3 separate regions of the Homo sapiens genome follow, and regions 2 and 3 are each linked to region 1. The links are chromatin contacts, found by Hi-C in ENCODE. All regions are on one chromosome and are shown on one strand. The core of a region is the stretch at or near the end of the contact, and the rest is flanking DNA. Distances in the headings are between cores, read along the strand shown. Region 1 overlaps FSTL3 (follistatin like 3). Region 2 holds the start of MKNK2 (MAPK interacting serine/threonine kinase 2). Region 3 holds the start of SCAMP4 (secretory carrier membrane protein 4).

What was found. Hi-C counts contacts between places; a loop is a spot of excess contacts on that map. Pooled maps may share reads with other maps.
Region 2: a loop to region 1 is called in a pooled map, with 5 times the contacts of the local background. The contact joins the promoter of MKNK2 here to the enhancer-like site in region 1. A Hi-C loop is called at or near these places in 4 of 50 pooled maps.
Region 3: a loop to region 1 is called in a pooled map, with 16 times the contacts of the local background. The contact joins the promoter of SCAMP4 here to the enhancer-like site in region 1. A Hi-C loop is called at or near these places in 6 of 50 pooled maps.

Annotation. Positions count from the first base shown.
Region 1 is chr19:678,116-682,854 of GRCh38, forward strand. FSTL3 (follistatin like 3) reads left to right here. Exons shown (of 5, transcript NM_005860.3): 3 at 2,159-2,374; 4 at 3,218-3,445; 5 at 3,535-4,739. The coding sequence ends at 3,593. Among named protein-coding and RNA genes, the nearest start is that of FSTL3, 4.1 kb to the left of the region's middle. RefSeq lists enhancers at 631-1,133, 2,818-3,367, 3,368-3,916 and silencers at 1,588-1,897, 1,928-2,707, 2,898-2,997. Within about 2 kb of position 2,861, at least 41 of the 41 ENCODE cell types and tissues checked have a DNase peak (open chromatin) inside an H3K27ac peak, as active enhancers do.
Region 2 is chr19:2,047,755-2,052,493 of GRCh38, forward strand. It overlaps MKNK2 (MAPK interacting serine/threonine kinase 2), which reads right to left and starts at 3,490. Exons shown (of 14, transcript NM_199054.3): 1 at 3,342-3,490; 2 at 3,047-3,193. The coding sequence starts at 3,097. RefSeq lists enhancers at 1-427, 428-1,084, 1,742-2,398, 2,575-2,634 and silencers at 2,205-2,394, 3,125-3,664.
Region 3 is chr19:1,903,395-1,908,133 of GRCh38, forward strand. It overlaps SCAMP4 (secretory carrier membrane protein 4), which reads left to right and starts at 2,005. Exons shown (of 7, transcript NM_079834.4): 1 at 2,005-2,045. ADAT3 (adenosine deaminase tRNA specific 3) reads left to right here and starts at 2,005. Exons shown (of 2, transcript NM_138422.4): 1 at 2,005-2,045. RefSeq lists enhancers at 999-1,058, 1,339-1,398, 2,419-2,508, 4,584-4,739 and silencers at 1,729-2,058, 2,109-2,258.

The sequences.
Region 1 (4,739 bases), core at 1,611-4,110:
CAGAGAGGGACTGGGGGGACTTCCCGGTTCCCAGGCTCCAGCCTCTTGCAGCTCAGGACTCAGGAAGAGACCACGTGGCTCCAGCCTTTGCTGGGGCTGAGCTCTCTGCCTGGGTGGCTCTTCCCACCTGGTCGATAAATGTCTGGCTTGCACCTAGCTCCTGGGAAGGTGGGTTTGCCATTCTGGCCTGTGACCCCAAATGTCCACACCAGGGACCTTCACTGCAGACTCCAGGGTCTGCGGTGGGGTTACAGCTGCATGTTTAACAAGCATTTGCCTCGGGACCCTGTTTTGAGAGGATGCCTCCCACATCAGACTAGGGGCTCTTGGTTGGCGAGTGGCACAGAACGAATGAATAAGATTCTCCGCACTGGAGGATGATGGTTTTTTTTTTTTTTTTTTTTTTTTTTCCTGAGATGGAGCCTCGCTCTGTCACCCAGGCTGGAGTGCAGTGGTGCGATTTTGGCTCACTGCAACTTCGGCCTCCGAGGTTCAGGTGATTCTCTTTCCTCGGCCTCCCCAGGGGCTGGGACTGCAGGCGCGCGCCACCACACCTGGCTAATTTTTATGTTTTTGGTAGAGACAGGGTTTCACCACATTGGCCAGGCTGGTCTCAAACTCCTGACCTCAAGTGATCTGCCAGCCTTGGCCTCCCAAAGTGCTGGGATTACAGGCGTGAGCCACCATGCCTGGCCTGTTGGGGCACATCTTGAAGGAGGTGGGCATTAGAGCTGGGGTGTTGGGGGATGTCTAGGAGTTTGCCAGATGGGGCCGGTATGGGAGAGTGGATCAGGAGAGAACATGGCTTGAGGTTAGGTCCTGGTGGGTGGGGTCAGGCAGAGGAGCCAAGGGGAGGCTGAAGCTGAGGGCTGCAGACCCGAAGGCCAGGCTGAGGAACTCTGCTGGCCTCTGAGATGTGATTAATCCCAGATCAGCCTGGCTGGGTGGTCCTGAACTCACTGCCACATACCCCTGCTCCCTCCAGACCCCCCTCTGGCTTCTGGGAGAAGGACAGTCTTCAAAAAGTGCCTGGCCTGGGCATGAGACGGCCCAGGACCCCCCACCCCCAACCTCATCTGGCCCTGGGGACGGAACTCAGGCCCCCTTCCGTTCTCGCTCGCATAAAAGCCACCCTGGCCGAGCATTTCCAGATGTGCCTGTGAGCCGCTGTGCCGGGGCCGCCCAGGTGCGGCCCACATGCCCTGCAAGGGCTGCGTGGCGGGCGCTGGCCATCCCCTAAGGAGTGCCGCACTGCCTTGGAAGTGGGGCTCCCTCGTCAGCCCCACTTTACACACAGAGAAACTGAGGCTGGCACATAAACTCAACAGCTGTGTTCAGAGGCCCTACCAGACCCCCAGATAACAGAAAGGGGGTTGGTCATCTGGGTCCTGGCTGCAGCTTTCAAACTGAGGTGCTTGGGCCCCTGCACTCATAGCTGCGACCCGGCCTCAGTTTCCCCATCTGTAAAATGATGACTTGGGAAGATGCGATAAGCCTAGGAGGCGATGAGCATTCACATTGAAAGCGGGGGCGGGGACCCCAGAGAGAGCTTCCCTAGCAGGACCTCAATATCCCTGTCTGAGCAGCGGGGCTGCGGGGCAGCTCCTGGTTCAGAGGCCTAGGGCTGTGGGGGGCCCCCTCCCCTGGAATCGCTCCCCAGGCCAGGAGGGCCGTCCAGCGCCCCGCCCTCCCCGACGCCTCCTGGGGGAAGGTCCTGGCAGCCCCAGACTCGCGCCTGGCAAGGGCGGAACACCCCAGGCTGACGCAGCTGGGGCCCCTCCGGCCTTCCCAGAAGAGCGCGTGCATCGGGAGCAGACGTCAGCCAGCTGCAAGGAGGAGCGGCCCGGGGCTGCGTAGCTCCGCTGGACCCCGATTCCGGGCAGAGACCCCCCCCCGCCCCGGCCCGCGCGCACCGAGCCCAGCCCCCGCCCCCCAGCGCAGGCGCAGCGCGGACCTCGGCCCCACCGGTCCCGCGCCCGGACCCTGAGCCCTGCCCCTGGGAACCCGAGGGCCCCGACTCCGACTGACCCTGACCTGGGACGGCGCCCCCGCCTCCGCCCTGCAGAAGGGGCGCAGGGAGGGGCCCCGAGGCCTTCGCGCGGCCCCACGCCCGGGACCCTCCCGCGCCCGGCCCCACGCGCGTGTCCTCTGTCCGCAGATTCGTGCGACGGCGTGGAGTGCGGCCCGGGCAAGGCGTGCCGCATGCTGGGGGGCCGCCCGCGCTGCGAGTGCGCGCCCGACTGCTCGGGGCTCCCGGCGCGGCTGCAGGTCTGCGGCTCAGACGGCGCCACCTACCGCGACGAGTGCGAGCTGCGCGCCGCGCGCTGCCGCGGCCACCCGGACCTGAGCGTCATGTACCGGGGCCGCTGCCGCAGTACGTGGGGGCGTGGTCTGTGGAGGGGCGGGGCGGGACCTACCGGACCTGCGCGTCATGTATCGAGGCTGCTGCCGCAGTAGGCGGGGGCGGGGCCTGGGGCGGGACCACCCGGACCTGAGCGTGACGTATCGGGGCTGCTACCGCAATGCGTGAGGGCCAGGCCTGCGGGGGCGGGGCCTGCTGGAGGGGCGGGGCCTGCTGGAGGGGCGGGGCCGCTGCCGCAGTGCGTAGGGGCGGGGCCTCCAGCCCAGGACAGGTCACATGGGTGGCGGTGGGGCCTGAGTAAGGGCGTCTTTATACTTCCGAGGGAGTATCACGGGGTAGGGTCTTTTGTAGGGTTGGGATTTGGAAAATAGTGGGCCTCTGGGGGCTCACACTGGGCAAGAGGTATGTGGCATGGTCAGAGCGGGAGCGTGACTCAGAGAGGGGCTTGTGGGTGTAACCAGAGGGGCATGATGGAACCAGGGGGGTGAGACTGGGTCATGTAAGGGGCGGGGCTCTTGGCTGGGGCGTGGTTCCTGGGTGGAGATGGGCGGGGATTTGTGGGTGGAGTTTGGGTGGGCGGCCCCGCAGTCGCGGAGGGGCGGGGCTTTGGGTAGCATAAGGGGCAGGAGCTCACGAAAGAGGTGTGGCTCCTGGGTACAATGGGAAGGGCAGGGCTTGTGGGTGGAGCCTGAGGGGTGGAATGGAGAGGGGGGCTCACGGGGGGCGGGGGGGTGCTTGTGTCTCCTACCAGAGGGTTTTCGCATCTTGGGGGTTAAGGGTGGGTCTTGGGGCCAAGAGCCCTGCGGGGTTCTCAGCGAGATGTCCCCTGAACTTCCCCTGGCACCCGGCCTGCAGAGTCCTGTGAGCACGTGGTGTGCCCGCGGCCACAGTCGTGCGTCGTGGACCAGACGGGCAGCGCCCACTGCGTGGTGTGTCGAGCGGCGCCCTGCCCTGTGCCCTCCAGCCCCGGCCAGGAGCTTTGCGGCAACAACAACGTCACCTACATCTCCTCGTGCCACATGCGCCAGGCCACCTGCTTCCTGGGCCGCTCCATCGGCGTGCGCCACGCGGGCAGCTGCGCAGGTGCAGACGCAGGGCGGGGGCACAGGCCTGTCCTGGGGGCCGGAGAACCCCCTGCCCTGCGCCCTCAATGCTCTTATCGACCCTTGCAGGCACCCCTGAGGAGCCGCCAGGTGGTGAGTCTGCAGAAGAGGAAGAGAACTTCGTGTGAGCCTGCAGGACAGGCCTGGGCCTGGTGCCCGAGGCCCCCCATCATCCCCTGTTATTTATTGCCACAGCAGAGTCTAATTTATATGCCACGGACACTCCTTAGAGCCCGGATTCGGACCACTTGGGGATCCCAGAACCTCCCTGACGATATCCTGGAAGGACTGAGGAAGGGAGGCCTGGGGGCCGGCTGGTGGGTGGGATAGACCTGCGTTCCGGACACTGAGCGCCTGATTTAGGGCCCTTCTCTAGGATGCCCCAGCCCCTACCCTAAGACCTATTGCCGGGGAGGATTCCACACTTCCGCTCCTTTGGGGATAAACCTATTAATTATTGCTACTATCAAGAGGGCTGGGCATTCTCTGCTGGTAATTCCTGAAGAGGCATGACTGCTTTTCTCAGCCCCAAGCCTCTAGTCTGGGTGTGTACGGAGGGTCTAGCCTGGGTGTGTACGGAGGGTCTAGCCTGGGTGAGTACGGAGGGTCTAGCCTGGGTGAGTACGGAGGGTCTAGCCTGGGTGAGTACGGAGGGTCTAGCCTGGGTGTGTATGGAGGATCTAGCCTGGGTGAGTATGGAGGGTCTAGCCTGGGTGAGTATGGAGGGTCTAGCCTGGGTGTGTATGGAGGGTCTAGCCTGGGTGAGTATGGAGGGTCTAGCCTGGGTGTGTATGGAGGGTCTAGCCTGGGTGAGTATGGAGGGTCTAGCCTGGGTGTGTACGGAGGGTCTAGTCTGAGTGCGTGTGGGGACCTCAGAACACTGTGACCTTAGCCCAGCAAGCCAGGCCCTTCATGAAGGCCAAGAAGGCTGCCACCATTCCCTGCCAGCCCAAGAACTCCAGCTTCCCCACTGCCTCTGTGTGCCCCTTTGCGTCCTGTGAAGGCCATTGAGAAATGCCCAGTGTGCCCCCTGGGAAAGGGCACGGCCTGTGCTCCTGACACGGGCTGTGCTTGGCCACAGAACCACCCAGCGTCTCCCCTGCTGCTGTCCACGTCAGTTCATGAGGCAACGTCGCGTGGTCTCAGACGTGGAGCAGCCAGCGGCAGCTCAGAGCAGGGCACTGTGTCCGGCGGAGCCAAGTCCACTCTGGGGGAGCTCTGGCGGGGACCACGGGCCACTGCTCACCCACTGGCCCCGAGGGGGGTGTAGACGC
Region 2 (4,739 bases), core at 2,240-4,739, 1.4 Mb after region 1:
CTCAGTGCCTGGGGCTGGCGGGGTAAGAATTCAGTGCCTGGTGCTCTGGGGCCTGCTGAAGGTGGGGGCTCTGCTTCCATCACCCCTGCCTTCTGCCCCTACCCAAGCCCAGACACCTGCATTCCTCCGCCCATGTCCCGCAGCTGCCCGGCACACCTTTCCCCTGCCAGCTCTGTGCACCTACGCCCCCGCCACCCACCAGAGGCTCATCTGCTTCCAGCCCCCCAACCCCGCAGCTACCAGTTACCGAGTCAGTATACACAGTGCTGTACTGGTCCTGGGGGCTCACGGGAGAGGCACCCACAGGCGCGAGTGTGCCAGGCCCTGCCCAGACCACATCCTGCACTCTCCCATTTCAGTGCCAGACACCCCTGGAGGGAGCCCCTGGTGGGCCCTGATACCCGGCTAAGGAAGCCGCCTTGGGCCCTGGGGGCCAGGATTCAAATCCAGGCCTGTTGCACTGGGCAGGCTGGGGCTGGGTCATTTCTTGACCCAGCCCCAGGACCATGGGAGCAAGACCCTGACCAGGGTGCAAGGAACAGTGCAGATTAGAGTAGGCTTTGCCCAGCCCCCGTGGAAGATGGTGGCATACATATGTACGTTTCCACAGAGCAAATGGCCCAGCGCAGGGACTGCCGGCCCTTTACGAGGGGCCGGGCCTTTGAAGCTGGGGAACCGAGGCCCGGTCAGGTTCCTTGTACCACTGAGCTCTCACTCAGCTTCACCCGTCTGGGTGAACCCAGGCGGGAGGGGCCCACAGAGGTGGCGGGGGTCCCAGTCCCAGTGAGGATGCTGGCTGCTCTGGGCCAAGTCACTGCCCCTCTCTGGGCCCCAGACAACCTGAGTGGGGCTCTAACAAGAGGGTCGTTCAGCAGAAGTGAGACTCCAGTGGAGCCCGTGGGAGACCCAAGGCCAGGAGATGGGTGGAGGCCAGAGGGCAGAGTCTGGGAGGGGCCGTGAGCCAAGCTGCCCTCCTGCCTCCCCACCCACCCTGGCTCGGGCAGATAGCTACCAGGAGGCTGCTGGGGGAGGAGGGAAGGAAGGGGGGGGCTCCAACTAGCCCCCATGGGAGTCAGCATTCCCATAAGGCTCCTGTCCAGAGGCCCCTGGTGGCCCTGGGGCAGCCACCACAAGGCAGGTGACCAGGGTCTAAGGCCAGACTGGAGTTCACCTGCTGTCTGACCTTGGCCTAGTGACCTCACCCTGGGGTCTGTCAGCGGTGAGACGGGAGGCAGCTGCCCCCAACTCGTGGGAGCTCACGAGAGTGAAATGACCTAAGGGGCCACAGAGCCCAGCGTGAGCTCCTGGCCCTGTCTGGCCACCGTTCCCCTGTGCCAGCCACAGCCTCCAACTCAGCAAAGCTACAGATGGACGGCCGCAGCCACCACAGCGGAGGGGCCAGGCACCACGAGACTCCGCGGCCTCCTCGCCCGTGTACAGGGGAGCCCCAGGCACACGCGCCTGCAGTCTCAGAGCCTCACTTTCCCATCTGCGAACGGAAAGAAACCCAAGGCACCCACAGACGTGCCTCCCTGCTGGGCTGCTGCCTGCTGGAGGCAAGGAGAGTATTTCAGGAGAGGTGGCCCCAATCCAGGGAGCAGCCGTGCATGGTGGGGGCTGTGGGGGGAGATTCCTAGAGCAACCGGTCCCGGCCACCTGGAGGAACACCTCACAGCCAGGACTGCCTGCCAGGCCCTCCTCCACCAAGACGCCCACCTTCCCAGCTCCCAGCCAGGCTGCCCTGGCCATGCACAGAGGCCGGCCCACAATCCTGGGCAGTGTGGGCGGTCCTGGTCCCACTGTTCTAGGTCTGGCTGTGGGACTCGAGTCAGCAGGCCTTGGCAGGAGGTGGCTGGAACCATCTAGAAAGTTCAAGTGTGCTTTAGCTGCCTGGCTGGCCCCATGCACTGACTCTGTATCAGCTCATGCCTGGCCCTAGGAGGGAGAAGACCACTGTCAGGTCCTCCTCTTTCCCGCCCAGCCCCTGACACTCTGATGGTGCCAGGCCTGCTGCCCTAGGGGAAAACTGGGCAGGGGTGGCAGGGGTGGAGTGCTGCCCTGGGGCACTGGCTGGACAGACCTGGGAATTCTTCCCAGTCTCTCTTTGCTCCTCCCACCCTGGAGCACCGCGTTGTGTGTACACACAAGACAGAGACACACACACACACAAACACACACACATACACTCACACTCTCTCTTCCTCTCTCCAGTCCTGCCTTCCCTACCGGGCAACAGGTCCCTGCCCAAGGAAGCCCAGTGAAGCGATTACATAACCCCGGCCTGAGGGGTGGGGCGGGCCGGCTGACATCACTGCGTCCCCTGGGCCAGGTCCTGCGGGGCCCCTGCCCAGCACCTGCCCTCCCCTTCCCCCCCAAGATTTGCTCATCTGAAACCAGCACTCAACAGCAGTCACCACCCGGGCTGCGCAGAAACTTCCCGCTCCGACAGGAAACAGCACTTGGGCCTGGGGTGTCTGCGAAGTGCAGGGCTGAGGGGACATCCCATCCCCTCCCCCACGGCACAGGCCCCCTGGGGGTGGGTGCACCTGACCAGCCCGGCCTGGGGATTCTGAAAGAAAGTCCCCAGAAGCCACATGGAGGTGGGAATGGGACTGTGGCCCGCTGACCCGTCCCCACCAGGGCACAACCAGCTGGAGCTTGCAGGGGACACCCCCCATAAGCCACATGCAGCGACTGGGACAGGACTGCAGCCTGCTGACCCCCCAGAACATACCCGGCGGGGGCTTGCAGGGGACACACAGCCTGGTGCCCTGACCCGGAGGGGGCTCCTGCTCCCAGCCTCACTTGGGGGTCCTGGAGGAAGGACCCGGCGGCCATGGCTGGAGAGAGGACTGTGGCCTGCTGAACCCCCATCCTCGCACACCGACCCCGCTTCAGCGCACGGCCGGCCCGGGCAGCCCCGGGTGTAGGGCGGGGGCCAGGCACGAGCCCCGGGAGCCGATCTTAGGGGCGGGCCCCGCGCCCCCCACGCCGGCCATTCCGGTGGTCCAGCCCGGAGCGCCCCCAAACCGACCCCGGGCCTCACCTTGAACGAACGGTGGAAACCCTGAAGTTCGGCTGGTTTCTTCTGCACCATCTTCTGTCCGGGCCCCGCCAGCGGGGGAGGGGACCGAGGGCCCGGGGGGAGGCCCGAGGGCGGGCGGCCGGGCGGGGGGCGGCCGAGGAGGGGACCCTGCGGGCGGGAGCAGACAAAGGGAGGGCGGTGAGCGGAGCCCGGCCTGCCAGGAGCGCGGACCGGGCGGGGGCGGCGAGGGCTCCGCGGGGCCCGTTTCCCGCTACCGGGTCGGTGTCCTCGGGGCCGCCCTGGGGTTCGCACTCACCGGGGTCGGGCTTGGGCCGGGGCCGCAGTGCCGCCGCCGCCCCACGTCGCGCAGCCCGGACCCCGCTCCGCGGACCGCGCGGGGAACAGCGCCGCCGCCGCCGCCAGCGCGGACCCCTCTACCTGGGCCACCGCCGCTGAGAGGAGCCGGGCGCGTCGCCGCCGCCGCCACCTTTATAGGCCCGGACCTGCTCTGGCCCCGCCCCCGACGCAGGCTCCGCCCGGCCTCACCCCCTGCGCACGACGTGGGCGGAGCCAGAAGAGGGCGCTCTCCGGGAACCCAGTGCGGCTGCGCGCTCCGGCGGTGGGGCGTGTCCGAAACGGCTAGCGCACGCCTGCGCAGTGCGGCGCACGGGGGTCTCGGTGCGGAACCTAGGCAGCGACCCTGCGGCGCGCCCGGAGCTGGCCTGTTTTTGCCGCCTGAGGCTCGCGGGGCCCGTGGGACCTGCGAGGCCCTGGGCCGTGTCCTACCGCCTGGCCCCACACAGGGCAACTCCCTTGGCCTGTCAACCCAGGCCTAGTATACCCCGACTCCCTTGGTTCATGCCCTCGCTCTAGAACCTGCCATGGCTCCCTCTTGCAGTTCTCCAGTGCTGGCTCCAGCAGTCCCCCTCGTGCACCACCAGCACGCTTGGAGTCCCAGCCACTCCCTTCTAGTGCTGGGGGACCAGCCACCGCCACCTACTTTCTTCTTCCCCTGGGCCACCCTGCCTGGGGAGCACTGAGCTCCCCGAGTTTGCTTTGTGGTTGGCAGGAACCAGAGTAGAGGGTGGGGACCGAGGTCTGTGAAGGACCCTTCCTCTGTCCTCGAATAGCATTTCAGGGAGAACTGGGACCTGAGACCCACTGGGAAAGAGCCCAAGGGGTGGATGGTCGCCAGGACAGGAAGTAAAACACAGTCCCATTTTGGCTGGGGCCCCAAACCAGGCTTAGATAGAATCAGCCTGTCCTGAGCTGCCAGTCCCCCATCCCACAGCATCCTGGTTCAAAGTGCTCCCCAGGCCCCGGGCCTGGGGCACACAAGGAGTGGGGGTTCCCCTGCTGGGTGGACTGTGGTCTCCTCTTCTGCAGGGGTTTCCAGAAGCTTCGCACAGCCCATCCCACCATCCCCCAACCAGGCCCTGAGCTCAAGAGGGGCTGGAGCCCCACTGACCTGAAGCTGGAGGGCCCCTGCCTGCAAGGCCACAGCTCTCAGGCCACAGGGGCTGGGAGGCCTGGCCTCAGCCACCCCCGGGGCATTGGGGGGAAGCCTGTGGGGAATTCCCAGCCAGAACCCAGCCCAGCACCTGGCATTGCCCTGACTCTTGGCAATGGGGGGACAGAAAACCAGGTCCCCCAGCCCCCCTTATTGTGCATGTGGGTGCGTGTGTGTGCGTGTGAACACATACACGCACAAACA
Region 3 (4,739 bases), core at 755-3,254, 1.2 Mb after region 1:
GGGGCTCTTGGCTAGTTTGCATGAGGCATCCAGGGATGGAGAGATGTGTATTTAAGCTAAAAAAAGAAAAAGTGAAACTCACAGCAGTCTGAGTTTTTATTCAGAAAAGGAAAAAAGAAAGCAACTGAGAGCGAAATAGTTTCCTGGAATGCTGTTTTTTTTTTTTTTTTTTTTTTTTTTTTTTTTTGAGATGGAGTCTCACTCTGTCGCCCAGGCAACAGAGTGCAATGGTGCGATCTCAGCTCATCGCAACCTTCGTCTCCCGGGTTCAAGTGATTCTCCTGCCTCAGCCTTCCCAGCAGCTGGGATTAAAGGCCCCTGCCACCATGCCTGGCTAATTTTTGTATTTTTAGTGGAGATGGGGTTTCGCCATGTTGGCCAGGCTGGTCTCGAACCCCTGACCTCAGGTGATCCACCCACCTTGGCCTCTCAAAGTGCTGGGAGTACAGGCATGAGCCACCGCATCCGACCTTGAAATGCACTTTCTTTGAAACACGTCCTCCCCTTTCTCACCATAAACTCCCTCACACTCTGCAGGTTTACCTAACTGTATGCATCTAATTATGTGATTACCTAAAAGTTCCAGGAACAGGCTGGGCACGGTGGCTCACGCCTGTAATCTCAGCACTTTGGGAGGCCGAGGCGGGCAGATCACCTGAAGTCAGGAGTTTGAGACCAGCCTGACCAACATGGAGAAACCCCATCTCTATTAAAAATACAAAATTAGCCAGGTGTGGTGGCGTGTGCCTGTAATCCCAGCTACTCGGGAGGCTGAGGCAGGAGAATCACTTGAATCTGGGAGGTGGAGGTTGCGGTGAGCTGAGATCGTGCTGCTGCACTCCAGCCTCGGTGACAAGAGCGAGACTGTCTCGAAAAAAAAGAAAAAAGAAAGAACGTTTTAGAGCTAATCTGGAGACAGGCCAAGCACGGAGACCCACCTGCAAAATCCCAGAGATTTCCTCAAGGTGGTCTGCAACCCGGCCCTTATTAGGATGAGGCCAGCCTGCGCTTTTAAGCCACCAAAATTCATGAACACACAGAGCTTATAATCAGCACCTCCCCTGCACACCCACCATTCCCAGTTCCCCTTTTTTAGCCCCTCACCCCAGCCTCAAGTTTGAAGGGGTTTCTGGAGGCCTAAACCAGCTGCCTCCCTGCTGCGAACTCTGAAAGGAAGTCACCTTCCTTTCACTGCACTTTTTCCTCCTTACTGGTTTGTCAAGACTCTGGCATCGGAGCCTGAGCTGGTTACAGCCAGGCACTGTCAAGCTGTTGGGGGAGGGGATGACAAATTCCCTCCCGTTGAGAACCACTTGGTTAAACCTGTCCAACTGGAAGGAGTAACAAATTGCTCATAAAATATGCATGTTTTGGTGAAACCCCTTCTCTACTAAAAGTACAAAAACTAGCCAGAAATCGCTTGAACCCAGGAGGTGGAGGTTGCAGTGAGCCTAGCACTGCACTCCAGCCTGGGTGACAGACTGAGGCTACGTCTCAAAAAAAAAAAAAAAAATGTGCTTGTTTGGCCCAGGAGAGGCAAGAGGTCTTCTTCACCTACGTTACTGGTGAGAAAACTCAAACCTGAGGGCGGCCCACGCCGGAGTGCAGTAACAGGCAGAACTGGAACCTGGCCCCATCCCGGACTCAGGGGACGGGTGTCATATACCCCCTCTGCCTCATCCTTCCCACTCTGCTAACCTTCCAAAGATCCCCCGGGTTCCGAGTTTTCCCTGGCCGCTTGATGGGATTCGAACCTGCAAACTCAGCGCTCGCCCAGCGCAGCGGCCCCGCCTCTCCTCCCCTCCCGCCGCCCGGAGGTCATGTGAGCGCAGTGCCGGAGCGGGGCGGGGCGAGGCGGCGGCGCGCAGTGCCTACTAGCAATTGTAGTCCTTGCCCCACCTTGGCCTGGCGAAGATCCCGCCCCTGGAACTACGCTCCCGTCGTGCTCCGCGGCTCCAGGCGGAGACGAGGCGGGGTGAGGTGGGTTGGGCCGGGCCGGTTGCTAAGACTTGGCGAAGCGCTGCGCTCGCGCCCGGATCCCTCAGGTAAGCGCGCGGCCCCGAGGTCTCGGGTTCTCCAGGCTCAGACTTCCCCAGAGGGGGAGTAGGGGCTGACATGGGGGGTCTCGGCGGTGAGGGGCGCCGGCCGTTTGTGGGGAGAAAACGGGGGGCCCAGGCCAGCCTCGCGCGCGTCTCGGGCGGGCCGGTGGGCGACGCGGGGAGGCGGCGCGAATGCGCGTGCGCGCGCGCGCGCGGCGCTGGCCTGGGGGAAGCCTCAGGACCGCGCTCCCCCGGGCCTAGCGCCTTTCTGCGCGTGTGCGCCCTTATGGTCGGTGCGGGAGACCCCGTATCCTCCAGCTGCTTCCGGTGGCCCTTCCTCAGGTCATGTCCCGCAGTCCCCTGCCTCTGAACCGCGCTCTCGCGAGTTTCCGTAGCCTTCGCGTCCTTCCTCCCCAGCTCTGATTCGCCTTTATGTGGAGATTCCCCTAGGCCTTGGTACATCCCCAGAATTGACCATCGTTCCTCATCGTTACCTAGAGTATGAGTTTTTCAGGTTTTTGTATCACAGGCCCCCAGTTATCTCCCACACACTACCCCGAGGACCGAGGTTCCCCGCTGTCTTGCAGAGAAGGCCTCCTTGTAGGGTGGCCAGAAACAGAGGATCGACTCCGTGGAAACAAGGACGGCTGGGTGCAGTTCCTCACCCTATAACCCCAGCACTTTGGGAGGCCAAGGCGAGTGGATCACCTGAGGTCCGGAGTTCGAGACCAGCCTGTCTAACATGGTGAAACTCCATCTCTGCCAAAAATACAAAAATTAGCTGGGCGTGGTGTCACGCGCCTGTAAAACCAGCTACTGGGGAGGCCAAGGCAGGAGAATCGCTTGGACTTGGGAGGTGGAGGTTGCAGTGAGCCAAGATGGCACCATTGTACTCCAGGCTGAGCAAGCTAGCAAGACTCACTCTCCAAAAAAAAGAAAAAAAGATTTTTTTTTAATAAGCCAGGCATGGTGACACATGTCTGTGGTCCCAGCTACTTGGGAGGCTGAGGCAGGAGGATTGCTTGAGCCCCGGAGGTTGAGGCTGCAGTGAACTGTGATGGCACTACTGCATTCCAGCCTGGGCAACAGAGCGAGACCCTGTCTCTAAATAAATAAATAAAATACATACGTGTAGCGCCGGCCGTGGTGGCTCACGCCTGTAATCCTAGCACTTTGGGAGGCCAAGGCGGGTGGATCACGAGATCAGGAGATCAAGACCATCCTGGCTAACACGGTGAAACCCTGTCTCTACTAAAAATAAAAAAAAGCCAGGCATGGTGGTGGACGCCTGTGGTCCCGGCTACTCCCAAAGGAGGCTGAGGCAGGAAAATGGTGTGAACTCAGGAGGCAGAGCTTGCAGTGAGCCAGGATCGTGCCACTGCACTCCAGCCTGGGCGACAGAGTGAGACTCCGTCTCAAAAAAAAAAAAAAATTGTGTGTGTGTGTGTGTGTGTGTAAAGAAACAAGCCCCAGGCTGGGCGCAGTGGCTCACGCCTGTAATCCCAGCACTTTGGGGGGCCTAGGCAGGTATATCACAAGGTCAGGAGTTCGAGAGCAGCCTGACCAATATGGTGAAATCCCACCTCTACTAAAAATATAAAAAATTAGCCAGGCATAGTGGTGCACATCTGTTGTCCCAGCTGCTTGGGAGGCTAAGGCAGGAGAATTGCTTGAACCAGGGAGGCAGAGGTTGCAGTGAGCCAGGATCGCGCCACTGCCCTCCAGCCTGGGGGACAGAGTGAGACTGTCCCAAAAAAAAAAAAGCCCCCACGCAGACTATTGGTGTGCCCTGGAACTGAGCATTAGCTGTTCCCTCTCCGAGTTCTCTCCCCTACTTCCCCAGCCTTCCAGGCTGGGCTGTGGGTCACTGCCTCCGAGGAGCCCTCCTGGATTCTGCTGAAGATGGTCAGGCCCCTCCATCCCCCCATTTTCTCTTATGTACCTGACAGCCCTGCCTTAAAAAAAAAAAAAAGGTAGAGCAGGAATTCCCATTTCACAGGGGTGGAAGCCGAGGCTTGGAGGAGTCAGGACTGGTGCCTGAGTTCTCGCAGTCAGGAATTGACCGCGCTGGGCTGAACGCCTCTAGGGCAGGTTGGGGACTGGGTGTGTTTTCTGGGTGGACATACCCAGGTCCCGGCGCGGACCTTGGCCTCCTCATCTGTGGGCTTAGATAAAGGCCTCCCAGCCTCCTGTTCACCAGGGTTGTCACCACGCAGGGTCTGACTCACCTGCCTGGAGCTATGCCGGTTCCCAGCCCAGGCTGGCGGCCGTGTTCTGCTGGGACCTGGGACCTGGGCTGCCTGCCCTCCTGAGGGGTCCCAGTGGTCGGTCGCCTGCCTTCTGGGTGGGTGTGGTAGAGGGAGGGTCAGGTGGCCCCCTGCTGTTGGGGGGCAGTCGCTGTGGGAGTGAGTCGTCCCCCCGGGCCATAGCAGGTAGGTAGGAGGTGCTCTGGCAGTTGAGGCCGCCCTGGCCTGGGACAGTCAATCAGCCTGAACACTGTGCCTGTTCCGGGATTTTGACCTGCCCTCCAAGGGCGCGGCGGGCCCAGCCTGCAGTGTCCCGGCAGCTGCCTCCTCTCTGGGTCGTTTGTTTTTCATCAGACAGAGGTTGTACTCTTGGAGGGACAAGCGAGGCTGTGTTTGTCTTTTACCCTGGAGACAGTGGAGTGTTTGTGGCCTAGCAGGGCCGTGCGGGCCTCTC